Regions from separate parts of the Homo sapiens genome. Here all the other regions are linked to region 1. A link is a loop called in an ENCODE intact Hi-C map of the cell type or tissue named here. Cell type or tissue: A673. All regions are shown on one strand. Links, peaks and the distances in the headings refer to the core of each region. The heading gives the core; the rest is flanking DNA.

What was found. Peaks named below come from ENCODE experiments on the same cell type or tissue, not always from the same donor. Only the 100,000 strongest peaks of a DNase experiment are listed, where the experiment ranks them.
Region 2: a loop joins it to region 1, with 2.7 times the contacts of the local background. A loop is called at or near these places in 6 of 110 quality-filtered maps.
Region 3: it touches region 1 in a loop (13-fold over the local background); 17 of 110 quality-filtered maps call a loop at or near these places.

Annotation. Positions count from the first base shown.
Region 1 is chr6:24,269,819-24,280,336 of GRCh38, reverse strand. DCDC2 (doublecortin domain containing 2) reads left to right here. Exons shown (of 10, transcript NM_016356.5): 7 at 2,126-2,288. Among named protein-coding and RNA genes, the nearest start is that of KAAG1, 82 kb to the left of the region's middle. In A673, for the core only: a CTCF peak has its summit at 5,651; a DNase peak (open chromatin) is centred at 5,676; H3K27ac peaks cover 2,209 bases.
Region 2 is chr6:24,199,743-24,210,260 of GRCh38, reverse strand. It overlaps DCDC2 (doublecortin domain containing 2), which reads left to right. Exons shown (of 10, transcript NM_016356.5): 8 at 5,159-5,259. Among named protein-coding and RNA genes, the nearest start is that of NRSN1, 79 kb to the right of the region's middle. In A673, for the core only: CTCF peaks have their summits at 4,900 and 5,101; a DNase peak (open chromatin) is centred at 5,140.
Region 3 is chr6:24,059,461-24,069,978 of GRCh38, reverse strand. No RefSeq gene overlaps it. Among named protein-coding and RNA genes, the nearest start is that of NRSN1, 61 kb to the left of the region's middle. RefSeq lists an enhancer at 8,753-8,962. In A673, for the core only: a CTCF peak has its summit at 5,682 (motif pointing left); a DNase peak (open chromatin) is centred at 5,648.

The DNA.
Region 1 (10,518 bases), core at 1,518-9,517:
GAAACTGTATGTTTAAATTGCAGTTGGAATAGGAAATTAAATTACACAAAAAGTGTTATAGATTTGGACAAGTTTTCATACTGTTAATAAACCTATGCATAATTCATTTACTTGTAGGCTATGACAAAATAGCATAAATAACTTCATTTGTAAGGCTGTGAATTTTTCCATTCCTAATTGGATGATGGCTAAATCCATTTAAATGCTTCTGGATGACTGAATATATAAATGCTTAAAATGAACAGTTATAATAGTTTTCTAGGCAGATTTGTTTATTTAATATTACTACATTTACTTTCAGACACAAGCATAGTACAGATGTTGCATAAAGATTACACTCAATACGGTGTGAGTTTGATATGATTTTTAAGAAAAATATTAACTCTCTGCTCTTGAAGACAGCATTCTAATACTTATTAAACAAACACCATACATCACGCACTGTACTAGTCACTCCATAAGCCTTATCATTGCATCCTCATGCTAGACCTAAAGGCAAGTACATTAACTCCACTCAAATGATGAGGAAACTGAGGCTTAGAGAAATTAAGAGTTAGTTAAGGCATGGTCCCTGTGTTCAGTGGCAGAGCAGTAGCTCTCAGCCATGTATCTGGGGTTTCTAAAACTTGCATTCTTTCCACTACCTGCAGCCTCTCACCACATACTCTCAGGTAAGTTTAGCACCTGAGCATCTGAGAGCCAAGGCTGCCTTAGTAAGGGAGTTTCTTGTTCTTTTTCTCTTTTTTCTTTTTGTTAGAGATGGGGTCTCACTTTGTTGCCCAGGCTGGAGTACAGTGGTGTGATCACAGCACACTGCAATCTCAAACTCATGGGTTCAAGTGATCCTCCTGTGTCAGCCTCTTGAGTAGCTGGGGCTACAGGCATGTACCAGCACGCCAGGCTGATTTTTTTAATTGTTAATTTTAGAGATGGAGGGTCCTGCTATGTTGCTTAGTCTGGCCTCAAACTCCTGACCTCCAGTGATCCTCCCACCTTTGCCCCCTAGGTAGCTGGGACTATGCTTAGGCTGGCCTCAAACTCCTGACCTCAAATGATCCTCCCACCTCTGCCTCCTAGGTAGCTGGGACTACAGGCTGGAGCTACCATGCCTGGCAAGAGGGAGTTTCTTGCTGTAGCAGTGGCTCAGTATCAGCACAGCTGTTCCTTGCAGTAGCCCCCAATGTAGTGGCTGCTATGTGGCTCCCCAGGAGCTGTACTGGGCCAGTGATAAAAGCCACCGAAACTCAACCTCCCTTTTGTGTGGAGGAGCCCACTTTTGGCAGCCACAGGGTCTTCATTGTGAGAGACACATGGGGACCAGAGATAACCATGGAAGGTGTGATCACCCAGGCTGCCTTGTGGGAGTAGGGGCAAGCAGCTGCGCAGCTCCCTCAGGAACAAGTGGGGACATGTGGTCGTGAGCCTCTTGAGTCTGTGTGTGGCTCTGGATTTGCGATTCTTAGAGACCATGGTGGTCACCAACAGACTCGTTAATATTGGAGAATTTCTACAAGCAGAGTGTATGGCTGCTTGTAGGATGACATCTATACACCCATAGCGACAACTTGTTACGAAGGTATTTGTAGATTAATTGATCACTGTAGGGGAAGTCACCATTTCTCATCCAATAGACACTGGCTGGTTCTGCAGAAAGGTGCAGGAGTGAGAGGATTGTTAAGGCAGTGGATTTACAGTGGTTTTGGAGGCAGCTGCTCTGCCCCTGACTGGCTACAGGATCTTACACAAGATTTATCCTCTAAACCCCACTTGCTGATCTCTACAGTGACGTGGTAATAGTAGTGTCTATCTCACTAGCATGAGGCTAGTGAGCTAGTAACTAGGGCTAGCATGAGGATTGAGTGAATACAATTTTATAGAATACCTGGTACATATTAAGAACCCAATGATTGTTAGCTATTATTTTTATCCTCCTTCCTCTCCTAGACCCTTTTGCCTCCAGGAAGATACATTTGGAGTTAATGTATAAAGATAGACAGTTGCAGAACCAGGACAATACACCTCCCTGCCCCTGCCCTGCTTACCAGTAGTTAATGACATGTATTTACTGGGAATGTTTTTGAGAGTTCATTAGCTAATAATAAGGGTCTAATACTTTGCCATTTAGGGAAATGATCGCCACTCTAAGTCAACAGTTGGATCCAGTGACAACTCATCTCCTCAGCCCCTGAAGAGGAAAGGGAAAAAAGAAGACGTGAATTCAGAAAAACTGACGAAATTGAAACAAAATGTAAAATTAAAGAATTCACAAGAAACCATTCCAAATAGTGGTAAGTGTGTTATTATTATCTTAAGGCTGTGATACAATTTTAATTCTTAAATAGATCCATTGTTTCTCTGGGCCCACAGAAGATATTCCTTATTTTCATATATGAGAGTTTTCAAAGAAAATTGTATTTGTATATGAGAGATGCTGCTGTTTTTATGCTTGGTTTTTATTTGTAATTAGATGTTGTGCCATGAGGACACTTATTTTGAGATCAAATATATTTTGTGGTAGTCTTATTTTAAAAGTATGTTTTTTTCATCCTCTGCTCCCACTGATATTGCTTGATTAATATTTTTACCTACAACTACTATGATATTGGTCTCTTATTTGTGTGTCTGTAACCCTTGCCCACATTCATTATGATTTATTAGTCAAAGATCATCTTTACTGAAAAGTCATTTTGTTAATTATACTGATAACCAAGAGAACACTAAATAGACATAACATTTTATCAGTAAACAATAACCTATTCAGCAAAATTAGATGTAGTTTCATCTTGCACTAGCAGGTGAGAGATGGTATAAAATAAAAATAAAAAATTGCATTAGTCCAAGATTTCACTGGTATGAGATAAAAGTGTGGTAGACTAAGGAAGTATGTAATGAAAATTGTTAACTTTGATGTTAGGGTTTTGTAAGAGGGGCGACTTTTGGTTTTATTCCCAGTGTGTTCTCAGAGTGGAGTGACGCTGGGGTGGGAATGGCTGGCTGGGAAGCAGACCAGTGGAATGACTCCTGCTCCTCTTGCCCTGAGATCCCCTCACACACCCCACCCCACCACACCCCACCCGTGGGACTGTGAGGGGTTCCAGGAAGAGGACTGATGGGATCAGGTTTCAGATTAATGGGCAAAGCCTTACCTTCCACCTGGGAGCTCCAGCTTATTTCAAAGTCGATATGAAGAGTTACATTAGAATTAGAGCTAATATGAGCTTCACAGCTGAGGAGACAGTTTGAACTCCTGTGAGAGTTTAGAGGAAGCTGCACAAATGATTAAAGAGTCAGAACAAAGACACGTGAGGCTAGGTTAAAAGAACAGGCGAAATGGGTGAACCAGTTGCACAGAGAAGTGGAGGGGTCTAAATCATCAAAGACCTAAATGATCGAGACTAGCTGGAAGTCAGGAGTCCTAGATTCTCGTCCCAGCTCTGCCATTGACCTTGGGCAGCTCATTTAACTTTTTTTTTTTCTTTAGCTCTATTATCTATCTGAAAAATGTGGGTTCTTATGAAGATTTCTTTTTAAAGTTTTGATTATCTTGAAATTTGTACAGTCCTTTCCCGTGAGTAGCAAACAAGGAGGCTAGGGTGAAATACAGTCAACAAATATTTACCGAGTGCCTATTGTGTGACAAGAATCAAAGAAAAGAAATTAGCCCTAAGAACATACCCTACCTTGAACACTAAAAATAAGAGAGGCTTTAAAAAATTAATAGATACTAGATTGTGAGGCCCCCAAAGCCTTGGGCTATGTCCTACTAGTTTTTTCTTATTTCCAACAACTGGCACAGGTCTGAGGCACTTAATAATTATGTTGAGTGAATGAATGATGGAAGTTTAAAAATAGTTAATTCTGTAATACTTTAATACCCATCATGAAACAGGATCCACCTTAAACTTTTCATTTTTTTTTTTTTGTTAAAAGCCTTTTATAAGATGTTATTTGCTTCTTTTCTGTGAGGTTCTTGTTAGCCTATGAAAATCCCAATCCTTACTTCCAGTATATTTTTAAAAAGTCTTTAAATTAAGTAGTTGTCACCTGGAAGAAAGAGAATGATCATCTTTTCAGGTTATCTCATTTGTAAAAACTTGAGAACACAAGAGGCTGTATTAACATATCCCTTGTTCATAGGAAAGTAACCTTCATTAAAAAGTTGAATTATTGGCTGGTACAGTGGCTCACGCTTGTGATCCCAGCACTTTGAGAGGCCAAGGTGGGTAGTCGGATTGCTTGAGTTTGAGACCAGCCTGGGCAACATAGCCAAAACCCGTTTCTACAAAACAAATAAAAAAAATTAGTGGGGCACAGTGGCATGCACCTGTAGTCCTAGCTACTTGAGAGGCTAAGGTGGGAGGAACACTTGAGCCCAGGCGGCTGAGGCTGCAGTGAGCCATGATCGTGTCACTGCACTCCAGCCTGGGTGACAGAATTAGACCCTGCCTAAAAAAAAAAAAAAAAAAAAAATTGAATTATTGGCATTTTTGCTTTTGTAGAAATTCACAGTAGTTTTTAACAACATTTGTGTTGGTGGGCATGAAGATAAAAAAAAGTGTTTATTATTGAAGCAAATAGTATTTTGAAAAGAAAAGGTATAAGCCTTCCTGTTCTTTTATTTTTTTCTTTAGAGAATTTTGCAGTTGTTTTAGACAGTAGCCCATTTTAAGTCTATATTTTCCAATGTGGTTTTATAATGTGCAGATTATAGGTTTTAAATTGCTGGATCTCATTGTTACAGGAAACGCTGCTGGTGTCTTTTAAAGGAAGGTTTTAGGGAATGAATTTTTTTTTCCTTCACTAACTGGCTTGTACCACTGATCTAGAAGCATTTTGTATCTTTTCATTTGGATAGAAAGAACATATAACCTGGAAAATGAATCTTGGCTTCCAAAGACAATTTTTTTCCAGGAAAAATGAAAAAGGATTTTGTGCAGTTCACTAGATTAAACCATCACTTGATAACTTTAAGCATATTAGCTTAAGTCCATACTACTGAAAATTGAGCAATTTGGTTCTTAATGGGATCTCCCTGCAGATGTCTTTGACTACAGAAATTTTCCAGATTATAATATCAAAAGTCCCTCTCCATTTCTCTCTTTAATTCAGCCTTCATATTCATTTATTATTGAAGTTGCTTTTTACTTTAATGTCATATATTTTAGTAATTAGAACCAAGTACGTGCTTTTGAATACTCATGTTTCAAGAGGGCTCTTATTCCTCATAAAGGTAAAAGCAATAAGAATTTGAAGCAAAATGAAAGTGAAGGGTGTAAGAACTCATAATAATGTAAAAAAATGCAAAAATTTGGTTTTAGAGATAAAATTTACATGGCTTTTTCTACTTACAATGTATTTTAAATTTGATATTAAATAAGCTATTTAGTTTTATTTCAAAGTGATAAATTTTAGGGTTAGGGTGAATAGCTATGATTATTTTCTAGCATATGTTAACTTGTGCAAATGTTTGATCTAGTGTTCTTTACCTATATAGTATTTTCATTTGAATTAGAAAAAAAGAGACTTCATAGGTTATCTTGATTTTTTAATAATTAAAATTGTAGTCACATATTTTTTCGTTATTTTTTAAAAATATCTGATATTTACTGATTCAGTTACCAAATGCTGTATGAATGTGCAATGCTTCTATCAGTCTGTAGATGGCAACCTGGGTCTAATTTTGTTCCTTTTTTCTTTTCTTTTCTTCTTTTTTTTTTTTTTTTTTTTTTTTGACTCTGTTTCTCCCTGTAATAGTAAAGCTTAATAATTCAAGCAGAGCAGTGACATATTTCTTCAGGGAAACAAATCTCATTTTCTTTTGGTAGCCAAGATGCAAAGTAGGATTGGTTGGTGATTGATGAAGTTGGGTGTGAAATGCATTTTTAGTGTTGCATTTAAATACCAGCTTAACTGGCCAGCACATGTTTTTGTTACACTTTCCACTTGAGTTGCAGTGCCTTGAGATATGCTTTAGAGGCTGGCAACTAGCTATATTCTCCACTATGACCAAAACAGTAACGATGATTGTTTTGAAATAGCATTTTGGATGATTGATCATATCAATTGGTATTGTTAATATTTGGTACATGAAAAAATGTAGTGCTTTTAGAACCCTTGTGAACGCAAGAAGTATAGTGAATTTAGGTCTCTGTAGGAATATTGAAAGGGCTGCAGAGAAAATGGCCTGGTCTCTTTGACTTACATTGTATTGATAATTGTAAGTACGTTTTCAAGGCAAAGCATTAAAAAGGCAAAAATAAGAGTTGTATTCTTTTGATGGATGTGGCTCTCTTTCACTTTGGGTGAGTGGGCACGCCTGTGTGCCCACACATGGGCCAGTATTCTTCTTGATGCAAATCCTGGTTTATTCCCAGTGTGGTTCTGTGATAGTTTCCATGAAACTTGTGATTTTTAGACTCCTGATGACTGATTGGGAGCAGGTGTGGTGCCGGCAGAAGGATGTCTGAATATTATGACCTTGTTGGGTGACTGCCCTTGAGCAGTCATGCTCTTGAATTTCTTAATAGCTACAACCTGCACATGGTTTGCCTGCATCGCCCCAAGCATGAAGCGTTACTGCAATTCATCCTCAGAGTTATGAGGCATTGAAACTTGAGCTTCTTTGGTTCAGCCATGAATCAACCCAGGCACTTGCATGGTTCCCAGTAACAAGAGACTCTGAAGACAAAACCGGAAGCACATGAGGAAAATGTGCTCTCTCACGTGTTACCTCCTAAGGGATATCAAATCTGGGAAGCAAATATGTAAGAAGGCACCAAGGTGACATCACCAAGTGGCACACTAGTGTTGTTTAATAAGCTAAGGTAAGATTTATGATTCATTGGTGTCTCTTGCCACCACATTCACCCTATACCAGAAATACAGGTTTTCTTTTTTTCTTAATTTGTGTAAATTTAAGGGATACAAGTGCAATTTTGTTACATGGATGTATTGTGTCATGGTGAAGTCCAGGCTTTTAGTGTAACCATAACTTGAATAATGTAAATTGTCCCCATGATGTAATTTCTCATACCTCTTCCTGCTCCCACCCTTCCGCCTTTCCGAGTCTCCAGTGTCTGTCATTCTACCCTCTCTCATGTGTACGCATTATTTAGCTCTCACTAATATGTAAGAACTTGTGCCATTTGACTTTACATTTCTGAGTTATTTGTTAGGATAATGGCCTCCAGTCCCATCCACATTGCTGCAAAAGACATGATTTCATTTTTATGACTGAATAGTATTTTACTGTGTGTGTTTATATGTATGTGTATATCTACATCTATATACACATACCCACAAAGTGTGTGTGTGTGTGTGTGTGTGTATGTCTTTATACACACATTTTCTTTTTCCAGTTATCCATTGATGGACACTTAGGTTGATTCCATATCTTTGCTGTTGTGAATAGTGCTGTGATAAAAATACAAGTGCAGGTGTCTTTTTGGTATAATGATTTGTTTTCTTTTGATATCCAGTAATGAAATTGTTGGATAGAATGAAAATTCTATTTTCAGTCTTTGAGGAATCTGCATGCTGTTTTCCATGGAGACTGTACTAATGTACATTCCCACCCACAGTGTATTGGTATTGCCCTTTCTCTGCATCCTTGCTAACATCTGTTGTTTTTTGACTTTTTCAGAACAGCCATTCTGACTGGTGTAAGCTGATATCTCACTGTGGTTTTAATTTGCATTTCTGTGATGATTAGTGACATTGAGCATTTTTTCAAATGCTTGTTGGCCATTTTTATGTCTTCTTTTGAAAAATGTCTATTGATGTCCTTTGCCCACTTTTTAATGGGGCTGTCATTATTTTTTGTTGTTGAATTCTTTGAGTTCCTTGTAAATTCTGGAATCAATGACAGGGAAATACAGGTTTTCTATCCCTTGGTGGATCACAACTTCCCATCTCAATGGCAATGTGTACTGTGGGATATATGGGTCAGATTTTATACATCAAGTACTAGTATGATAAAAATTCTTAAGATCAGCATTTTTTCACACCTTCATGATCCACTTATTGGAATGATATATTGTGCCACAAATTTCTAGTACAGCGAGAGGTCTTAGTAATTTTCTTGAGGTTTATTGTGAATTTAAACTCTATTAATAAAAGTTAGTTTCAAAATGTGTACTTTGCTATCTACTTTAGTACTGAGAGACTGAAAAATTAAAAGTGGGCTGAATACTAGTAAGACGTATGGCTCAATTTGAGTGGAGTAAAATACTAGCCCTTTTTCGAAAAGGATTCTTTTTATATCCTGCCCTCTTAAACACTTTGTTCACTATATAGAGAGAAGCCATGAGGGAAGCATTCTTTCATAGCTGATATAGGGTTGAGACTTCTGCAGTAAATTCTTTTGGGGGTTATTTTTTCATGTAGCCCAGGGTTGAGTTTGAAGACGCTTTTTGTTTTCAAAAGGAAAAATTTGTGAGGTGTTGAATTACAGAGGTATTTTCAAAACTTTGGAAGATTTCATTCCGGAAATTCATTTTAAATAGGTATTTTGATACTCAGATCACATTTTCCATACAAGCGCCCCATAAAATTCTATGTAAGCCATAATTCATCTTAATTATTGCATTGTGCTGCCGATGCTGTGTAGGTTGCCCACTGTGTACAATGGTGTTTCCAGTGGGAAAACAAATGAGGAGCTCCACTTTAGAATGCCAAGAACTCATGTTACCCTGCTGTCGTAGGATGCAGAACTGCCCTCTGTTGAATTACTGGTGTAGGCCAGAGCCTCCAGGTCAGGGATCCATCTGGGTTTGGGTCTGAGAGGAATGCAGAGCTGGAGGAGCCAGACCTGGAGTTACTCGGGTGGGGACACTGAGGTGTGGGCGGAGGTTCTTCTATTAGCGTGATCCTCTGCAGGAGGATTAGTTTGGGATTGTCACATCTTTATTTCTTCCCCAGCTCCAGAGTTTGGCTTGCCTGCCTCCCTTTTCATAGATGCTACCCATTACTTCTAAGCAGGGCCTCTTTGCTTCTTGCCTTACCAGGGGCTCTGACAAGTTTCACAGCCTTTTCTTAATTCTGCTGCCTGCAAGGTCAGGTTGAACCTTTCTCTTTTTTTCTTTTTTTTCTTTCTTTCTCTCTCTCTCTCTCTTTTTTTTTTTTTTTTTTGAGGGAGTGTCTCACTCTGTCACCCAGGCTGGAGTACAGTGGCACCATCTTGGCTCACTGCAGCCTTGACCTCCTGGGCTCAAGTGATCCTCCCACGTAGCTGGGACTACAGGCAGGTGCCACCACACAAGGCTAATTTTTGTATTTTTATAGAGACGGGGTTTCACCATGTTGCCCAGGCTGGTCTCAAACTCCTAAGCTCAAGTGATCTGCCTGCCTTGGCCTCCCAATGTGCTGGGATTACAGGTGTAAGCCACTGTGCCCTGCCAGGTCTGAACCTTTCTGTAGCTTACTACAGATAAAATATGCATCCGCCCCAGTGGTGAGTTTCTGGCATACCAAAGACTGAAGCATGATTTATCTGCTTTTCTGAAAGAAGCTGAAATTGGGTCACTCTGAGCATTTCATCCTGGAATCTGAGGAAGGGCCACATGGGGGCTTGGTTAGGGAGGTGTCTGATGTCATGAATGTTGGTGAGATGCCTATCATAGAGGGTGACAGGGTGGAGGGAGGAGGAAGATGTAGCCATAGGGTTTATTACCCTTTCTCCCTCTTCAACTCCCTGTTTTCCTTGTCAGGCCTGGGGTGATATAAAACCTGGAAAGGGCCCGGTCCTTTAGAATATCAGCAGATCCTGGACCATAGGTCACATGTAAAGGACACAGATAAATGTTCAGAGCATTCCGCACAGAGTAGTCAGCACAGGGTCAGTATTTGTTGATATATATGTGTGTGTGTGCATGTAGGTCAATTATACCTATATTATGGTGACAATTGAAATTAAAGGCTGCAAACTGTAAGCATTGAGTAATGGCACACTCCTGATACCCATGCTTTAGAACATCTTGATGGTGCATTCTAATCTGATATTTTGTAAGCTTCATTTACAAATACTTAGAATGGATAAACAGCATTTTCCTAGCTTAGTGAATGAGGGGGAAAAGAGGAGAAACCAGTTTGCCCAGAGTCAAAGATCTATCAATGGTTAGTGATTTCTGGAAATTGCCAGACTGACACATAGCTGCTGGTTAAGAGGTGGATGTGCCTGTGTGACTGTTTGAAAGGGGAGGTGGAGGGACAAGTGAGGGAAGCTCTCGTGTGTGTGTTTTGACCTGTCTTCCTTCAGTGATAAAAATGTTGATGTATCACAGCAGACCCTGAAGCTTAGCTGGGAGATTTTGGGGAGTTCCTGTTTGTTTCTTCTTCTACTCTCCACTATTTCATATTAACTTTTTAAATGGGGATGATTGATTTTCATCCCTTCTATTTTCTAGGTGGTCGGAGTTAGTCATTACTAACAAGCCGTTTTTCTCTTTAGCAGTCTGATGTAATAATGGGTCTTCTCTATTTTGACACATCTTAGCTGGGGACTGCCTTCAGCATTTAGAC
Region 2 (10,518 bases), core at 1,258-9,257, 70 kb after region 1:
ACTGGCACATTGATGGTACTCAAATGAGATTAATCTAGAAAGTGTGTAGATAGAGAACCTGATCCACAATGCAGCTCTGAGGTGGGCCAATATTTAGAAGTTGAACAGAGGAGGATGGATTGGCCAAGGAGACTTAGGAGAAACTTCTGGTAAAACCAGGAGGGTGAAGACAGACAGGCAGGCAGGCAGACAGACAGACAGACAGACACACACACACACACACACACACACACACACACACCCTGATACTGCTGCATTAAAAGCTGCTAAAAGATCAAGTAAATGAGATAATAAATATTGTAATGATGGTCATTGATAATTTTGACAAGAATAATCTCTCTGGGGTGCTGTTATAGAAGATAGATTAGAAAGAGCTGGGGAAAGTGTGGGGGTGAGGATGAGACCGTGACTCTAGACAGCTAAGCACCAGGTGCTCTGCATTCTGAGATGATGCGCCATCCCATTATTACTTTTCCCAAGAGCTCACTTTTACTACCTAGAGAAGAGTTACTTTTATATGATACACAGGCATTCTGTTATTATACTTGCTGTGCCCAATTAGTTTTAGAGGAAGCAAAATTGCTAAAACTCAAGACGTTTCATGAGCAGTTGAAAATTATACTAATGCTCAGTAAAAGGGGACTCAGAACTCCTGAATGTGTGCAGAACTATTATTGGCACACTAAAAAGTTCACAGGTGGGCAGTGTGTGGCAAAAAGGATCACTTACCTGTTGACATTAGTATGTAGTAACACTAAGTTCCTGTTTTTATGAAAATCCCAAGTGACACTAAAACTGCTTCTGTGTCTCATTGGGGACAAAACACCTCAGCCCTAGTTGTCACTCACCCTTCATGAGTCGTGGTAGAATAGCTGATGTTGCTGTAGCAATAACTAGACAACCATGGCACATAATAACGCTGTCATGGTCTAAATCCACAAATTTACTGTGCAAGTTTAAATTAGTAGTAATAAAGGGAATATGGTAAGGTTTTGAAGTGCTCAAATAATGTTGCCCTTGATAAAAAGGGTAATACTTTTGGAAATTTCTCATGGAATCTATACTTGCAAGCAGGTGTTTTAAATTTTCAATGTTTTATCTTTGACTTTGTCCATGAAATGTGTCTTCAGTTGCTTTTTACGATGGCATCGACAGAGGGGAAACATATTCTTATTATATCATTCGGATTCTTTTCCATTGTATTTTGGCCTTGTTGGCAATTCTTTGGCATCAAATGATTTTAATTTTCTAATTTAAGGCCTAATTTACTTTTGAACACTCACATTGGCCCACGGATCTTGGCCCTGGATGAAGTGTATATGAATACAGATTGTATTACAAATAATACTTGCAGACAATGCCAAAAATTTGGTGTTTATATAATGCTTTGTATTGTTAGTTCAGTTTAAAGAACATGTCAAAACCTGTTAGGAGGCTGACATTGTGCTAGGCACAGGACAAAAATTGTGGTCTATGCCTAAAGGAGCTTGTGGTCTAGCAGGGAAGGGGGCAGAATTGGTAAAAGAAATTGATTAAAGTAAGTGTGATCATGAATAAACGCAGTATGTGGGAGGAAAAAGTAGTGCAGAGGGGCTGAGCACAGTGGCTCATGCCTGTAATCCCAGCACTTTGGGAGGCTGAGGAGGGTGGATCACCTGAGGTTGGAGTTCGAGACCAGCCTAACCACCATGGAGAAACGCTTGTCTCTACTAAAAATACAAAATTAGCCAGGTGTGGTGGCACATGCCTGTAATCCCAGCTACTTGGGAGGCTGAGGCAGGAGAATGGTGTGAACCTGGGAGGCGGAGCTTGCGGTGAGCGGAGATTGCGCCACTGCACTCCAGCCTGGGCAACAGAGTGAGACTCCATCTCAAAAAAAAAAAAAAAAAAAAAAAAAGTAGCACAGAGGAGGGAGCTGTTGGTTCTGTTTTGTTGTGGGGTTACAGGATAAGATCAGAGGAGATTTTCATGAAACATTGACAGCTGAGTAAGATTTGAGCCATGAGTAAGTCTGCTGTTGGGCCACCACCCAGGGACAGGGTAGAAGTGGCAAACTAGACATGGAAGGCATAGGGTGAGACATGAAAAAGCATAGCGGGTCCGTGACCTGCAGGTTCTTTGGTCCTAACTGCACATGGGCTGTGACTGAAATCGCTCCATTTGATGAAAATGATCGAAATCAAGGTGAAATTGAGGGGATGTCAATGGAGTTGAAGAGTCAGGGTATTTAAGGGTGTAGAGTGGCTCATCACATGGTGTTGAAGTTACTCAGATGGTGACATACAGGGTTGGTTAGATTTCCTTTAAAATGAAGTAGAAGAAGCATTCAAAGAAGAGGCCAAGGATTCTTTTGAATTAATTGTATCAAAATCAGGATGCCCATGAGATAATTTTGGAAGAGAGAATTTAATACTGAGCAGGGTGGGTGAGGACACGTGGGTGTAGGGGGTGTATACAGCAGGAGGGGAATCAACGTGTGAGAAAGAGATTAAACCGGGGCTTGTCTTTTGTCTTACATCTAATAAATATTAACTGAGGACTTACTCTTTGCAGTGCACCATGCTTATTCTTGGAAAACAAACTCCTAAGATAGGAAAGGAGCTACAGGGTATGAATGTGGAAGAGTAAACATCGCATGTCTCTGTGATGGTCTCCATGGGATACAAAACCCTCACCAGCAGCGCTTTCATATTTTCCAGAGTGACTATTATGCAGTAGATCTTAGTGCATATTTACCCATCAATCAGATGAATAGTATCTATTCATTAAAAATTCCTATTTTGCACTATTCATTATTGTCCATTAATTAAAGCATGGTACTGCAACATGCAGCTATTTATTATGTTTTCAAGTAACATTTAGTGACATGAGAAATGCTCATGATATGGTTTTAAAGAAATGATTTTAAAAATTATATGTACAATAAGATCCCAGTTTTACGAGTGCATGTGTCTGTGTGTGTGTGTGTGTCTGAGAGAGAGAGAGAGAGAGAGAGAGAGAGAGAAAGATAGATGGAGTGAGGGAGGGAAGGAAAGAATTGTCAAAATATTAGTGATGGCTGTCTCTGGGTCATGAGATTAAACATATTTATTTTTTCACCTTCCAAGTTTTCTAAAATGCATATAAACAATTTATAATCAAAAATACTATTTAAAATAGTTTTCTCGAAAAATTAATATTCTGCCTTTAATTTTATATAATGTTTATGGTAAAAATGAAAATTCTAGTAGGCCTATCACAAAGGCCTTTCTAGCTGTTCTGCCTTTTTTTGATCACTGTTTATTCTTATGAATTCCTTTCTGATCTTCATTTCTTGCTCTGTGCTGTTAATGGCAATGGCTTAAACATTTTGGTTCACTGATAAACACATCCTCCCTCCACACCTGAGGCAACCATTTAAAAAAAGTATTTATATTCTCTTTGTGTCACTGTGCACAGCGTTGAGCTTTGCTGATTTGTCTCTTTGCTGTTTATATCCTTATGGTTGTCATTTTCCATTCCAGTGCCCTTTCAATTTTATTTTATTTGTTGTTATCGATTGTATTCTTCTTTTCTGGTAAAATGCTTATTCTAAAACACATCTGCAAACCATTCGTAGCTCCGCTTGGATACAGTTAAACATTTCATTGAATGTGAGTATTAAGACTGTATTCCTTTTGTATCTATAGGCCTGCCTTTGTAGTCTCTTAGTAAGCAAGTGCAACATTTGGACACAAAATGTCATCCAAAAAGTCATGTGCATAGGTCATAACTGTAGTCTACTGAGTTTAGCATCTGACTATGATGGTTGTTTTTCAAGGTAATTTCAGAAGGTAGAAATGAATGTCAAACATACCTATTTTTCTTCACTCTTTTCCTCCCTTCCTGTTTCCTTCCTTCCTTCTTTCCTTCATTCCTTCCTCACTGGGCTGTATATTTTCAGCTTCCATAATACTCTGCTATTGCCCTTCCTCATCATTCACCTTATTGGAAGTATGTTTATCTCTGTCTCCTCATTGGACTGGAAGCAACTTGAGAGAACAGTCCACATTTCATTCATATCTTAGGCTGTCTCCTGGGTTCACATCCTGCCTTGCATATAATTGGTCCTCAACAAGTGTAAAAATATATTTTACATTTAATTAAGAGTGACTTCATAGCTTTAGCAATACGAAAGATTATTAGATAAAATAGGTTAAATAATTATGCTCTGGGAAATAAGCTTCCATTAGAGAAATAAAGGGGGTTTTAAGGCAAAAGATAAAAATATATTTTCTAGACTGTAGGGGTAATCAAATATTGTAATAGATTACCAGAGAAGGAGGTAAAATCGCCATCCCTGGAGAGCCTTAAAAATTGGACAGAGAAAACATCTGTGAGAATGGCCAAAGCACTAAACCTGTCTTGAGGCAAGTAGATGGACAGAATGACAAATGGTTCTGCAATTCTTTGATTACTTGGCCTGAAGAAGAGAAGGCTGAGGGGAGACATTAAAACTACTTCAAATATGAAAAACAGCTATTATTGCTTTCCAGAGGAAAGCAAGTTGAAGGAGCTTAACCTAAAGTCAGAGATTGAGTTTACATTTGATAGTTAAGGATTTAAAGTCATAGGTTGTGAAAATCTTGTGGAGATCTGCAGAATAAATGATACTGATTTTTTGGTGAGATATGGAAAGTCAACTCTATGATTTGGCTGCAGTAAAAACATTTTTTATAATACTCTGAATAGAGAGAATTATTCCAATACGTTATATTGAATGCATAGCATTCTCTTGGGAAAGGTAAATTTCTAAAAGTAGTATTTTAAAGCAGCAAGCATTTTCACTGTTTTGTGAATAGGAGGGGAGAACTGGGATGATACTTGTGAATTTCTTCTCATCTCAATGCCTGTACAAAGGGCTATGTTAGTAAATCAGTAGCCAAAGGGTGAACAGGAGCTTCGACAGAACTTTACCCTGCTGGGTCAGCCTTGTTTTGACCACTGAATGTTTTCTCAATGAAAATGTGGAACAACTGGGGGTGGTGTGGTGGTCGGAGGAGGGGGTGCACAAAAATACTATCAACTAAAAAGGGAATCCAAATGTCTATTAAAAATAAGCATTTGATTGTAATTCCAGCATTCAGCCACACGATGTCACAATTGGATTTTGATTTTCACTGTGTGTTTGTCTCAATAGATGAAGGCATTTTCAAAGCTGGAGCAGAGAGGTCTGAAACACGGGGGGCAGCAGAAGTCCAAGAAGATGAAGATACTCAGGTTGAGGTTCCAGTCGATCAGGTAATCTCCATGCCTTAAAAAATATGTGTAAGACAATTATAGTGTTTTTTTTCCAAGTTTTGTGTTATCTCCTACAAATTGTTCCTATACCTGTATGAATTAAACCCTCTAAGGTACTATGTGGCTGATCAACCTTAAAAACATAACAAAACACCATTCTTTCTCCTAGTATTCCTGTGAAGAATAGCCATTTAGACCAAGTCTTTTTAAATAACAGCAAATGGTATTTCCTTAATAAAGAGCATTGAAGAGCAAGATGGGATGGGATTAGGTATGAGATAAAGTGATAAAGTTTGATATAAAAAAGAGTATTGGTTTGGGATTTTCATCTGGAATAAAAGTACTTACCCACTTAGAAAAGCATTTTTAAAAAATTATACTTTAAGTTCTGGCATACATGTGCAGAACGTGCAGGTTTGTTACAGAGGTGCCATGGTGGTTTGCTGCACTCATCAACCCATCATTTACATTAGGCATTTCTCCTAATGCTGTCCCTCCCCTAGCTCCCCAAACCCTGACAGGCCCCAGTGTATGATGTTCACCTCTCTGTGTCCATGTGTTTTCATTGTTCAGCTCCCACTTATGAGTGAGAATGTGTAGTGTTTGGTTTTCTGTTCCTGTGTTAGTTTGCTGAGAATGATGGTTTCCAGCTTCATTCATGTCCCTGCAAAAGACACGAACACATCCTTTTTTATGGCTGCATAGTATTCCGTGGTGTATATGTTCCATATTTTCTTTATCCAGTCTATCATTGATGGGCATTTGGGTTGGTTCCAAGTCTTTGCTATTGTGAATAGCGCTGCAGTACACATAAGTGTGCATGTGTCTTTATAGTAGATTGGTTTACTATCCTTCAGGTATATACCCAGTAATGAGATTGCTGGGTCAAAGGGTATTTCTGGCTCTAGATCCTTGAGGTATCGCCACATTGTCTTCCACAATGTTGAACTAATTTACACTCCCACCAACAGTGTAAAAGTGTTGCTATTTCTCCACATCCTCTCCAGCATCTGTTGCCTCCTGACTTATTAATGATTGCCATTCTAAGTGGCATGAGATGGTATCGCATTGTAGTTTTGATTTACATTTTTCTAATGACCAGTGATGATGAGCGTTTTTTCTTATGTTTGTTGGCTGCATAAGTGTCTTCTTTTGAGAAGTGTCTGCTCATATCCTTTGCCCACTTTTTGATGGGTTTGTTTGTTTTTTTTCTTGTAAATTTTTTTAAGTTCCTTGTAGATTCTGAATATTAGCCCTGTCAGATGAATAGATTGCAAAAATCTTCTCCCATTCTGTAGGTTGCCTGTTCACTCTGATGATAGTTTCTTTTGCTGTGCAGAAGCTCTTCAGTTTAATTAGATCCCATTTGTCAATTTCGGCTTTTGTTGCCATTGCTTTTGGTGTTTTATTCATATGAAGTCTTTTCCCATGCCTATGTCCTGAATGGTATTGCCTAGGTTTTCTTCTAGGGTTTTTATGGTTTTAGGTCTTACATTTAAGTCTTTAATCCATCTTAAGTTAATTTTTCTATAAGATGTAAGAAAGGGGTCCAGTTCCAGTTTTCTGCATGTGGCTAGCCAGTTTTCCCAACGCCATTTATTACATAGGGAATCCTTTCCCCATTGCTTGTTTTTGTCAGGTTTGTCAAAGATCAGATGGTTGTAGATGTGCGATGTTATTTCTGAGAACTCTGTGCTGCTCAGTTGGTCTATATATCTGTTTTGGTACCAGCATCATGCTGTTTTGGTTACTGTAGCCTTGTAGTATAGTTTGAAGTCAGGTAGCATGATGCCTCCAGCTTTGTTCCTTTTGCTTAGAATTGTCTTGGCTATATGGGCTCTTTTTTGGTCCCATATGAACTTTAAAGTAGTTTTTTCCAATTTTGTGAAGAAAGTCAATGGTAGCTTGATGGGGATAGCATTGAATCTATACCTTACTTTGGGCAGTATGGCCATTTTCACAATATCAATTCTTCCTATCCACAAGAATGGAATGTTTTTCCATTTGTTTGTGTCCTCTCTTATTTGCTTGGGCAGTGGTTTGTCCTTCCCCTTGAAGAGGGCCTTCACATCTCTTGTAAGTTGTATTCCTAGGTATTTTATTCTCTTTGTAGCAATTGTGAATGGGAGTTCACTCATGATTTGGCTCTCTGTTTGTCTATTACTGGTGTATAGGAATGCTTGTGATTTTTGCACACTGATTTTGTATCCTGAGACTTTGCTGAAGTTACTTATCAGCTTAAGGAGATTTTGGGCTGAGATCTTGGAGTTTTCTAGATATACAATCATGTCATCCACAAAGACAGACAATTTGACTTCCTCTCTTCCTATTTCTATTTGAATACCCTTTCTTTCTCTTGCCTGATTGCCCTGGCCAGAACTTCTAATACTATGTTAAATAGGAGTGATTAGAGATGGCATCCTTGATCTGTGCCAGTTTTCAAAGGGAATGCTTCCAGCTTTTGCCCATTCAGTATGATATTGGCTGTGGGTTTGTCATAAATAGCTCTTACTATTTTGAGATATATTCCATCAATACCTTATTTATTGAGAATTTTTAGCATGAAAGAGTGTTGAATTTTATCAAAGGCCTTTTCTGCATCTATTGAGATAATCATGTGGTTTTTGTCATTGGTTCTGTTTATGTGATGGATTACGTTTATTGATTTGTGTATGTTGAACCAGGCTTCCATCCCAGGGATGAAGCCGACTTGATCGTGGCTGATAAGCTTTTTGATGTGCTTCTGGATTCGGTTTGCCAGTATTTTATTGAGGATTTTGGTGTCAATATTCATCAGGTATATTGGCCTGAAATGTTCTTCTGTTGTGTCTCTGCCAGGTTTTGGTATCAGGATGATGCTGGCCTCATAAAATGAATTAGGGAGGAGTCCTTCTTTTTCTATTGTTTGGAATAGCTTCAGAAGGAATGGTACCAGCTCCTTTTTATATGTCTGGTAGAATTCAGCTGTGAATCTGCCTGGTTCTGGGCTTTTTTTTTGGCTGGCAGGCTATTACTGCCTCAATTTCAGAATTTATCATCGGTCTATTCAGGGATTTGGCTTCCTGGTTTAGTCTTGGGAGGGTGTATGTGTCCATGAATTTATCCATTTCTTCTAGATTTTCTAGTTTATTTGCATAGAGGTGTTCATAGTATTCTCTGATGGTAATTTGTATTTCTGTGGGATCAGTGGTGATCTCCCCTTTATCTATTTTTATTGCATCTATTTGATTCTTCTCTCTTATTAGTCTGGCTAGTGGTCTATTTTGTTAATCTTTTCAAAAAACCAGCTCCTGGATGCATTGATTTTTTGAAGGGTTTTTCGTGTCTCTATCTACTTCAGTTCTGCTTGGATCTTAGTTATTTCTTGTCTTCTGCTAGCTTTTGAATCTGTTTGCTCTTGCTTCTCTAGTTCTTTTAATTGTGATGTTAGGATATAGATTTTAGATCTTTTCTGCTTTCTCCTGTGGGCATTTAGTGCTACAAATTTCCCTCTAAACACTGCTTTAGCTGTGTCTCAGAGATTCTGGTACATTGTGTGTTTGTTCTCATTGGTTTCAAATTGCTTATTTATTTCTGCCTTCATTTCGTTATGTACCAGTAGTCATTCAGGAGCAGGTTGTTCAGTTTCCATGTACTTGTGTGGTTTTTCATGAGTTCCTTAATTCTGAGTTCTAATTTGATTGTACTATGGTGTGAGAGACTGTTGATTATGATTTCCATTATTTTGCATTTGCTGAGGAGTGTTTTACTTCCAATTAAGTGGTCAATTTTAGAATAAGTGTGATGTGGTGCTGAGAAGAATGTATATTCTGTTGATTTGGGGTGGTGGATTCTGTTGATGTCTATTAGGTCTGCTTGGTTGAGCTGAGTTCAAGTCCTGAATATCCTTGTTAATGTTCTGTCTCGTTGATCTGTCTTATATTGATAGCGGGGTGTTAAAGTCTCCCACTAATTTTGTGTGGGAGTCTAAGTCTTTTTGTGGGTCCCTAAAAACTTGCTTTATGAATCTTGGTGCTCCTGTATTGGGTTCATATATATTTAGGATAGCTGTTCTTGTTGAATTGATCCCTTTACAATTATGTAATGGCCTTCTTTGTCTTTTTTGTTCTTTGTTGGCTTAAAGTCTATTTTATCAGAGACTAGGATTGCAACCCCTGGTTTTTTTTTTTCTTTTTTTCTTTCCATTTGCTTGGTAAATATTCCTCCATCCCTTTATTTTGAGCCTATGTGTGTCTTTGCACATGAGATGAGTCTCCTGAATACAGCACACCGATGGGTCTTGACTCTTTATCCAATTGGCAGTCTGTGTCTTTTAATTGGGGCGTTTAGCCCGTTTACATTTAAGGTTAATATTGTTATGTGTGAATTTTATCCTGTCATTATGATGCTAGCTGGTTATTTTGCCCGTTAGTTTCTTCTTAGTGTCGATGGTCTTTACAATTTGGTATGTTTTTCAGTGGCTGGTACTGGTTTTTCTTTCCCATATTTAGTGCTTCCTTCAGGACCTCTTGTAAGGCAGGCTTGGTGGTGACAAAAGTCTCTCAGGATTTACTCGCCTGTAAAGGATTTTATTTCTCCTTCGCTTATGAAGCTTAGTTTGCCTGGATATGAAAATCTGGGTTGAAAATTCTTTTCTTTAAGAATGTTGAATATTGGCCCCCACTCTTCTGGCTTGTAGGGTTTCTGCAGAGAGATTCACTGCTGGTCTGATGGACTTCCCGTTGTGGATCACCCCACCTTTCTCTCTGGCTGCCCTTAACATTTTTTCCTTCATTTCAACCTTGGTGAATCTGACAATTATGTGTCTTGGGGTTACTCTTTTTGAGGATCATCTTTGTGGTGTTCTCTGTATTTCCTGAATTTGAATGTTGGCTTGCCTTGCTAGTTTGGGGAGGTTCTGCTGGATAACATCCTGAAGAGTGTTTTCTAACTTGGTTTCATTCTCCCTATCACTTTTAGGGACTCCAATCAGTTGTAGGTTTGGTCTTTTCACATAGTCCCATATTTTCTGGAGGCTTTGTTCCTTTTCATTATTTTTTCTCTAATCTTGTCTTCACGCTTTATTTCAGTAAGTTGACCTTCAATCTCTGATATCCTTTCTTCCACTTGATCATTTCAGCTATTGATACTTGCGTATGTTTCACGAAGTTCTTTTGCTGTGTTTTTCAGCTCCATCAGGTCATTTATGTTCTTATCCAAACTGGCTATTCTAGTTAGCAATTCCTCTAACCTTTTTTCAAGCTTATTAGCTTCCTTGCA
Region 3 (10,518 bases), core at 1,155-9,154, 210 kb after region 1:
CCACCATGCCTGGCTGGTCATGCTTTTAAACGCATGCCTTTGAAAGCATGCCTTTGAGAGGAGATAAGGACCACTCTGCAATTTCAGAAGCAGTTACAATGTTAGAAAAAAATAGTAGTTTGATATTGCAGCTCTCAAATAATTGATTCTTTGAATTCCACGTTGCTTTCCTCTTTGATAAGCACAGCCAAAGAGGAGGGTTTGGAGTTCTCCCCCGGGTCCTGTCTTGTTTATCTAGTTGGTTAGAGAACATGAGAAAGGGAAGAGAAAGTACACTGTAAGTTGGCTGAGGACACCACTTTCTGGAGGGTAGGATTAGCATTTAATTAGAGGTTAGAAACAAATAGGACTAAGTTCAATTCCTGCCAACTTTATCTTATTCATATGGAGAGGATCAGCAAGCCTTACAAAATGAAGTTCAAAAATACTTAGGAAAGACGGATAGGTTGAGCAGTTCATGATTTTAGAAAAGGGAGTGTGGGTTTGTGTCAGTGGATACTTCAGTAGGAATAGAATGTAGGCTGCCATTATGTAGTTCTGCTTATAATTAGTCAAGCCTAGATTCAGGGCTTGTTTTTTATACTAGACTGCAACAGGGGAAGTCATGAAGAATTTTCACGGTTCACAGAAAGTCAAGAGTGCTTTAATGTTGGATAATAACACTAGCAGTAAGGGTAAAAGAAGCTGTGTATTTTTTTGGGGAGGGGTTGTGGTTCTGGAAAAGAGGAGGCTAAGCAATAAAGGAACACATCTTCAAATGTTGTGGGATAGAAACTTGACCTACTCCTCTCCTACCAATAACAGTAGAATTACAGAATCATATTTGAATGGATCCCTGGGGCATCCTCGTCCAACTTATGCATGAATCTTTCAGACAATATCCCCCAGTAGGCAATCATTTCAGCTTGTGGATCCCTCAGATTCCGGACAATCTAGCACCACTGAAGCAGATCAATCAAAATTTGAGGCTTTGGAGTCTAAATTGGCCTCCCTATAACTTCTCCTTAAATTTAGGTCCTGATCTTAGAGCCAAAGAGAATGAGATCATCTTTTCCCTCTTCCACAAGACAGGTTTCTGAGTAGTTTGAGGGCAGCTGCCATATTCTGTGCTTCAAGGACATTTTTCAGAATAAGCACTAGACACCTCTACTTCTTTTCTTCAATTCTTTGTCATATGCATGATTTCACTCTCCTTGTGATACCTTCCTTTCTTTAAACATATTTCAATATGTCAATGCCTTTTAAAGCTGTAGTACAGAGAGCTGGGCATAATATTGTCTGAACACTGTAGAGAAAAACAGGACACTGGCTTCCTTATTCTGTACTCTCATCTTCTATTAAGGAAGTTCTAAGGTGACATTGTACGTGTTACAGCCATATTACTCTGAATTTGCCATCACTTGAAGACCTAGGTTATTTATGTGCCTGCTGTCATTACATCACAGCTCCTGAATTTATTTTTAGAATTGTAGAATACCATATTAGTTTCCTGTAGCTGCTGTAACAAACTAACACAAACTCAGTGACTTAAAAGAATAGAAACTTATTCCATTACAGTTCTGGAGGCCAACAATCTCAGGGATGTACTCCCTCTCTAGGCTCTAGAGGAGAACCTGTTCCTGGCCTCTTCTAGCTTCTGGTGGCTGTTGGCGTTTCCTGGCTTGTGGCTGCATCTCTTTCTGCTGCATCTTCACATGGCTTTCACCTCTGTGTGTGTGGGTCTGTCCCCAATCTTCCTCTGCCTCTCTCTTATAAGGATACACATAATTGCATTTAGAGGCCACCTGGATAATTTAGGGTAAGTTTCTCAAGATTCCAGGAAAAATTTCCTCTCCGTTTGTGGACCTACCTGTGAAATTAGAAAATAAGTTATCTGCTTCCAAAATATGAAGATGAGACAGGTATAGGATAACAGTTACAGATATTTCCATTCCAAAATGGAGAAAATAGAAGGAATAAAGGGACCACCATCCCAAGATAATTCAAAATAAGGCATGAGAACAATCCTCTGCGACTTGAGGCTCTGCCCTGTAGGACCACGGCTCCATCCTCTGCCTTTGTGCCTGTGGCTCTGGCCTCTGGCTCTGAAGCTCCAGGTCTAGCTCTGTCCTTGGGGGAAATCATTCCTTTTTATTAACTGAGAGCACATGTTTGCAGTGGTTTTATCTGCTTATTTCCTGCCTGTAAAATTCTGGGAGTCTGATAACCTTCTTTCAGTTTATCTTGTCTCTGTCTCCTTCAGTTCATGCTAACAGTGCTTCTGCTGGTGTAACATTTCCAAAACCTTCTCCCATATATGCCATGTGGATTCCCACTATTAGACCAGAGGGTTTCCTGCAGATCTTTCCTGGATAATTCTATCTCTATTCTTGACTTCTGCTGAGATGGTTGAGTAGATGTATGAATCACTTGCTGAATCTCTTTATTACGTGTTGTCCACTCTCACCCTTGGCCTTATCGCCAGAGCATGCTTTCCTAACAGCCAATCTACTAATTTTTGCATCCTTTGCAATCTGGATAGACTGAGAATTTCCCAAATCACTGAATCCTGACTCTGTTTTGAATAACAGGTCCTTGATTTATCTCTTTTCTCTTGAATTTTGCTATAGGCAGCAAGAAAAAAATATCAAGCCACACCTTTAACACTTTGGAAATCTAATCTGCTAAATAGAGAAGTTCATCACCTACGTGTTCTGCTTTCTACATAACTGTAGGACACAATACAGCCAAATGTGTGCCCCTATAGAACAAGGATCACCCCCTTCCCATTTCCAAGGATATATTTCTCATTCTTTCTGAGCCCTCATCAGAATCACCTTTAAATTCATATTTTCACAAACACTTTGTTTATGATAACACATGTATTTTCTAAGATGATAAATGCTTTCTATACTGTGCTTATTTCCTTCTGAGCCCTCACCAGGAATATCTCTATCTGTATTTCTACCAATAGTCTGTTCAAGGCAATCTAGGCTTTGGCTATCATGCAACTCAAGAATTTTCCAGTCTTCACCCGTTATTCAGTCCCAAAGCCACTTCCACACTTCTAGGTGTTTGTTGTAGCAGCATCTCACTCCTTGTACCAAAATCAGTGTTAGTTTCCTGTGGCTGTACTAAAAACTACTATAAATTTGGTAACTTAAAACAACAGAAATTTATTCTTTCACAGTTCCATGTGTCCGAAATCAAAAATCAAGGTGGTAGGCAGGGCCACACTCCCTCCAGAAGCTCCAGTGTAGAATTTATTGTTTGCCTCTTCCAGCTTCTAGGGGCTGTAAACTTGGCTGGTGCTATCTGTCTCTCTATTCTGTCCTTACATTGCTTTCTTGTGTGTTTGTCTGACCTAAAACTCTGTCTGTCTCTTATAAGGATACATGTGATTGCATTTACAATCCACCCAGGTAATCCTAAATAACACCTCCTTTCCAGATATTTAATTTAATCACAGTGATTTTCATATAAGGTAATATTTGCATGTCCTAAAAATTTGAAAGTGAATATATCTTTGGAAGCCCATTTTCTTCAGCTTACTACATGCCTCAGAATGCTTCCAGTTACTATGCAGTATCTAATTCCAAAGCCATTTCCTTATTTTTAGGTATTTGTTATAGCAACATCCCACTTCTGGCACCAAAATCTGTGTTAGTCTTCTATGGCTGCTACAACAAATTACCACAGACTTGGAGGGTTAAAATAACATAAATGTTTTTCCTCACAGTTCTGAAGGCCAGAAGTCTGAATTTAATATTACTGGGCTGAAAGCAGGGCATCGACATAACTGTGATCCTTCCAGAGGTTCCAGGGGAGAATCTGTTTCTTGCTTCTGGTGGCTGTTAGCATTCTTTGACTTGTGAGAGCAAGTCACTCCAATCTCTGCCTGTATGTTTACATTGCCTTCTCTTCTCCCTGTGTGTAATTGCTCTCTGCCTCTCTCTTAATAGGATATGTGAGATGACATTTAAGACTCATACAGATGATCTAGGGTGATATCTACACCAATATTCATCACAATCACATCTGCAATGACTCTTTTTCCAAATAAGATTCCGGAAATTAGAATGTGAGTATCTTTTGGGGAGCCATTTTCAGCCTTCCATAAATATCATCGTGTTCAATCTCCTTTTTACACAAAGAAAGAAACAGAAGCTTAAAGAAGGTAAGTGAGTCTCTGAGAACGAGTTTGCATTCTTAGAATGAATAGCTGGAGCAAGAAGATTGTTTCCAGCACTTACTGTAGTGGAAGGAAGTGACCAGAAGTGAGGTCCTCTAGCTTCTTGCCCATTACTACACAGTTGGTAACTGGAGGGAAGTAAATATAGGATATTATAATTATCTTTATTAATTTATGCTATATTTGACCCTTTATTCTAATCTCTTCACTTAAACACTTAGAATATGTTTCCTCAGCAGTGGCCTTAATGACATTTGAATTGAATAATTCTTTCTTGGTCAGTGAGGGACAAAGTAGTGGCCTGTCCTCTGCACTGTGGACTGTTTATCAGGATCTCTGGCTTTTACCCAGTAGATGTCAGTAGTACTGCCCTTCCTACCACCCCTCAAACCCCACTCTCAGCCATGACAACAAAAAATGTCTCCAGGTGTTGCTAAAAAGGACAGGACTATAGACAAATGCTACAGATCACCATTACTTTCTTCCTCTTGGACTATAAACATGTTTTTTGGAGCCAGCTGTCAACCCACCTAACAATGTTATCATCTAGCTTATTATATTTTTCATAACAGCATTTTGAGAGTGTTTATCAAATGCCTGGCTGAAGTCTAGATCCTAAGTCTACCACATTTTAATAATAATTCTTTAAAAAAGGGATAGAATGAGTTTAACTGAATTTTGGCCCAGTAATTATGTTTTCCTTTTTGAAGAGCTCACAAATCATACTATTCCACATCTGTTCTAGAGTCTTTTGGTGATTAATGTTGACCTCACCAGCATATGTTTGTGGGATCAGCCTTTTTCCCTTCAAAATATTTCTCCATTCTCGTTCTTTTAGTACTTATTTTTTTAATGCCTGACTTCTTTCTTTTTTTCTTTTTCTTTTTTTAGGCAGAGTCTTGCTCTGTTGCCAGGCTGGAGTGCAGTGGCTCAATTTCTGCTCACTGCAAACTCTGCCTCCCCAGTTCAAGTGATTCTCGTGCCTCAACCTCCTGAGAAGCTGGGACTACAGTCGCGCCACCACACCTGGCTAATTTTTGTATTTTTAGTAGAGACGGGGTTTCACCATGTTGGCCAAAATGATCTCGATCTCTTGACCTCGTGATCTGCCCACCTTGGCCTCCCAAAGTGTTGGGATTACAGGCGTGAGCCACCGCGCCTGGCCTTTAATGCCTGATTTCTATAATACAAAAAACAATAGATACATGATTATACTTGTAATTTCTTTTTGCACTTGAGGATACAGAAAAAACAACATATGCAATTGTCTCCAGTATAGAATATATACATATGTGTATATTAACATCTTATCATCAGCAAAATCTTTCTTAGAATCTCTTCCTTGATTGAAACCTTGCTTCTGGATGCCAGAATTACATATCCAACTGCCAATTTGACAACTCCACTTGGTTGTCTCAAACATAATTCATGATTTTCTTGAACTCATGGTTTTCAACCCTAACTGTGGTCATCTTTGCTGTATCTTAGCTTGGTAAAGGGCACCACCATCTGGTCACTTCTGCAAACCGGAACCATAGAAAATAGTCACACACCTTCTTCTCTCATATCCAATTCATCAAAAAGTTCAATGGATTATGCTTCCTAAAAATACCTTCACATTTTCCCCTTCTTGTTAGGTCCACTCTCCTGCACCAGTTTAAGGTACAGCTGTCTCACCTGGACTAATGAAAACTTCCTCACTGGGTATCCCAAGCCTATGCCAGGTAGGCATATTGGTCTTTTGAGATACAAATCTGACTCTGCTATTCCTTCGATAAATTCTCTTTGTTCCTGGAAAAGAGTTAAATCTTGATCATGGCTTAGAAAGCCCTGCCTAAACGATCTTGCCTACCTTTGCAGTTATATCTCACTGCCTTCATCTGTGTGCCCAGCCATGATGGCCTTCCTTCAGTACTTGGGCACACCTTGCTCACACTGTCACGAGGCTCCTGCACTCATAATTCTGTCTGCCAGGCAGGTTCTTCTCTGCCATGCTTGTATCCTAATTTAACTCCTTCTCATTCCAGGTCTCAGCTCAACCATCCCTCTCCAAGGGGGTCTTTCCCAACCACTTTCTCACATTCCTTTGCTCCCCTAAATCAAATCTCCCTAATCTATGCTGTCATAGCACCACATACTTCTTCGCAACACATGACAAATATAATTTTACATTTGTTTGACTGACAATTGAATTAATGTGTCTCTTATGCTAAATAACTGACCTTCTTGAGGAAACAGATGCCACTTGATTTTGTTCAACTTTAGATCCTTGGCACATTTTTTATCTTCTATGCCATATTCATGTCACTTTCCTAACTCTGCCAAGTACCTAGTGTGTTGTATGAGCCTATCTTTTTTTTTTGGATGAATGGGTGAAAGAATGGGCGCATATTGGGTCCTATTTTCTGGTAAAATATTTGTCTATCCTTTTAAGACTAAAGATGGATTTCTCCAACAGAGACTACAGAAATGAAGCCCTAGCTGATTTTGCTTCCTCTAGTCAAATTAATATAAAACCATCTGCATTTAGAAATGGATAAAACTATCATTCTTTTTTCCCATAATTCAAAAAAACCATTTCTTTTATTAGGTATGTCTTATTTTAAAAAGTATTGTTATTGCTTTTTTTTTTAAAAAGAGAAATGCAAATCAAAACTACAATGAGATACCATCTCGTGCCAGTTAGAATGGCGATTATTAAAAAGTCAGGAAACAACAGATGCTGGAGAGGATGTGGATAAATAAGAACGCTTTTACACTGTTGGTGGGAGTGTAAATTAGTTCAACCATTGTGGAAGACAGTGTGGCAATTCCTCAAGGATCTAGAACCAGAAATACCATTTGACCCGGCAATCCCATTACTCGGTATATACCCAAAGGATTATAAATCTTTCTAGTATAAAGACACATGCACATGTATGTTTACTGCAGCACTATTTACAACAGCAAAGACTTGGAACCAACCCAAATGCCCATCAATGATAGACTGGATAAAGAAAATGTGGCACATACACACCATGGAACACTATGCAGCCATAAAAAAGAATAAGTTAATGTCCTCTGTAGGGACATGGATGCAGCTGGAAGCCATCATTCTCAGCAAACTAACACAGGAACAGAAAAACACTGCATGTTTTCCCTCATAAGTGGAAGTTGAATAATGAGAACACATGGACACAGGGAGGGGAACATCACACACCGGGGCCTGTTGGTGGGTGGGAGTCAAGGAGAGGGAGAACATTAGGACATATACCTAACGCATGTGGGGCTTAAAACCTAGATGGGCTGATAGGCCCAGCAAACCACCATGGCACATGTATACCTGTGTAACAAACCTGCATGTTCTGCACTCGTATCCCAGAACTTAAAGTAAAATGAAAAATAAATAAAAAAAGAAAAAAAGAAAAAGTATTGTTATTGCTTTTTTTTTTTTTTTTTTTTTTGCCAGCCATAGTTGGTTCTGGGGTTCAGTCCTTCTGACTTTTTTTACTTTATAGGTCTTATGCAATTCATTTGGCATTTAATATTGATGAAGTCTTTTTCACTACATGTAGTTTAAAAAAAAAACCATTCCTCCAGAAATCTATGTAACCATCCCAACCCAATATTGTCCTTTTCTTCCTTTCAGCAACATTGAATGGCTTTTCATTTGGAGAGCCTCTCTGGTGTCTTTTGTCAACTTTTCTAAAATCTTAAGACCACCTCAACATGGCTCAAAAGTCTCCTCTCTGAAAGAGGAAGTTTTATATACTGTGAGTGGGAACATAAATTAGTACAGCCATTATGGAAAACAGTATGGAGGTTCCTCAAAAAAAACTAGAAGTAGAACTACCATATGATTTAGCAACCCCACTGCTAGGTATATATCCAAAGAAAATAAAATCAGTTATGTTGAAGAGCATCTGCCCTCCCATGTTTACTATGGCACTATTCACAATAGTTAAGATAGAGAATCAACCTGTATCTATCAATAGATGAATGGAAAAAGAAAATGTGGTATAGATACATGAAGGAATACTATTCAGCTATTAAAAAGAATAAAATTCTGCCATTTGCAACAACACAGATGAGCCTGGAGGACATTATGTTGTTAAATGAGTTAGGCACAGAAAAATAAATACCACATGTTTTCATTCATATGTGGAAGCTAAAAATGTTGATCTCTTAGAAGTAAGGAGTAGAATAGTGGTTACTAGAGGCCAGGAAGGGGAGTAAAGGGAGAGTACAGAGAGAGGGTTTGGTTAATAGTTACAAAATCACAGATAAGAGGACTGTTTTAGTGTGACAGCACAGTAGGATGACTATAGTTAGCAATAATTTATTGTATATGTTCAAATAGCTAGAAGAGAGGATTTTGAATGTTTCCAATGTGAAGAAATGACAAATATTTGAGCTGCTGGATATGCTAATGACCCTGATTTGATCATTACACACTATATACGTGTATCAGAATATCACACTGCATCCCATAAATGTGTATGGGATTTAATTGACACATAATTATTATGTGTCAATTAAAATAATAAGTAAAAAAAGAATTCCCCTCTGTACACCAGTGACTCAAATGTGATATGAGTGGTTTCTCTCTAAGTTAGAATCCTTCCATTTCACCCACCAGTCAGTCAGTCAGTCAGTCATTTCTGACCTGCTGTCAGTTTCTCTGTCCAGCTGTGTGGTCTCAGGAAAGTCCCATTGCCTGTCAACGTTCTGGTTTCTTTTCTTTCAGAAGAGGAGGTTGAACTAGATAAGGCCCCATTATAGTGAAAACATTCAAAGCAAAGTAGGGATATCACAGTAGAAGAATCAGCTTTTAAGATTTCTATTGAGATTGGAATATGAAGTAAAAGCATTATCTTATAAAATCAGGAATTTAAAATGAACAATAAGGAAAGACTTCTAAAAAGTGAAAGTTCCAAAATACAGGATGAGACTGATTCCTAGAAGAGTAATTCGTATATGCGTGGGTCTTATTCTGGGTTCTCTATTCCATTGATTTGTGTGTGTATCCTTTTGCCAATATGAACTCTCTTGATTACTGTAGCCATATATTAAGTCTTCACATCAGGTGAAGTGATACCTCCTGCTTTATTCTTTCTCAAGATTCTTTTAGCTCTTCTAGGGCCTATGTCTTCCCGTGTATATTTCAGAATAAGCTTGTCTGTATCTACAAAAGATCTTACTAGAATTTAGATAGAAATGGCATTAATTGCAGATCAATTTAGGAAAAATTGACATCAGTACTGTGTTGAATCTTCCAATCGACGAACAGTATGTGTTCCATTTATGTAGGCGTTCTTTGACTTCTTTCATCAGCATTTTGTAATTTTCTTCAAACATATCCTGTGTTTGTCTTGTTAGGTTTATACCTGAGTATTTCATCTTCTTTGAAGAGACTTTAAATGATATTGTGTTTTTAAATTTTGATTTCTCCATGGCTGTAATAAGTATAGAAATGCAATTGCTTTGTGCATGAATCTTATATCTTGTGACCTTGCTAAATTCACTTATTAGTTCTGGAGTTTTTTATTTTGTAGATTTCTTGAAGTTTTCTATGTAGATAATCATGACAATGGCTTTTTTGAATATATGTGTTTTTTTCTTTAATTGGATTCTGAGGTCTTTGAGGCCTTTGGGCATTGTATGTTTCCACATTATACAAATAGTAAGGGCTTAATAAATATTTATGAATGAGAGATCCACTGCAATTAGTACTGTCATCTGTGAATTTTAGTGATGTTAATAATACTTTATTTTGTTTTTCCCTTTTTTCTTTTTCCTGAAAGAGCTAATTTACAATGCATCTCACTACATGCCCAAACTTCTGTTTTTCCTTGGAGTGTAGTGCACTAAATCTATCTAGAACAATTCTCATTATTTACAGCTTCAGGAGAACAGTGTTTTAGTACAGATTGAAATTGGGATTTAATTAATGTCATTACATAGTACTTGGTTACTAACCTCTTTTAACTACCAGAGAAATGCCTATATATCTGATTTCATCTAGAATCTTTAGTAGGTACACAGTGTGCTGGAAACAGTTATTTTTTCCTGACACAGGCAATAATTAAAGTTCTGAAAGCTGTGCATTGGCTCTTTTTCATAGTATACTTGGTATTAAATGTCTTCTTTCTATGCTTATGGTTTGGCTGAGGACTTTCATAAGGTATAGTTTTTTATTTCTTGTGCCGTGTGTTTGTATCTATATGACTTTTCAAGCGTGGGTCATCATTCTGTGCAAGAAAACTTCCTCTTTTTCCAATCTTTAAAAATGATAATTAATACTTGGCAGCATGTACAAATGAAAAAGAGACAGATGTAAGTGAAGAAACTATGATTTAAAGTTAATA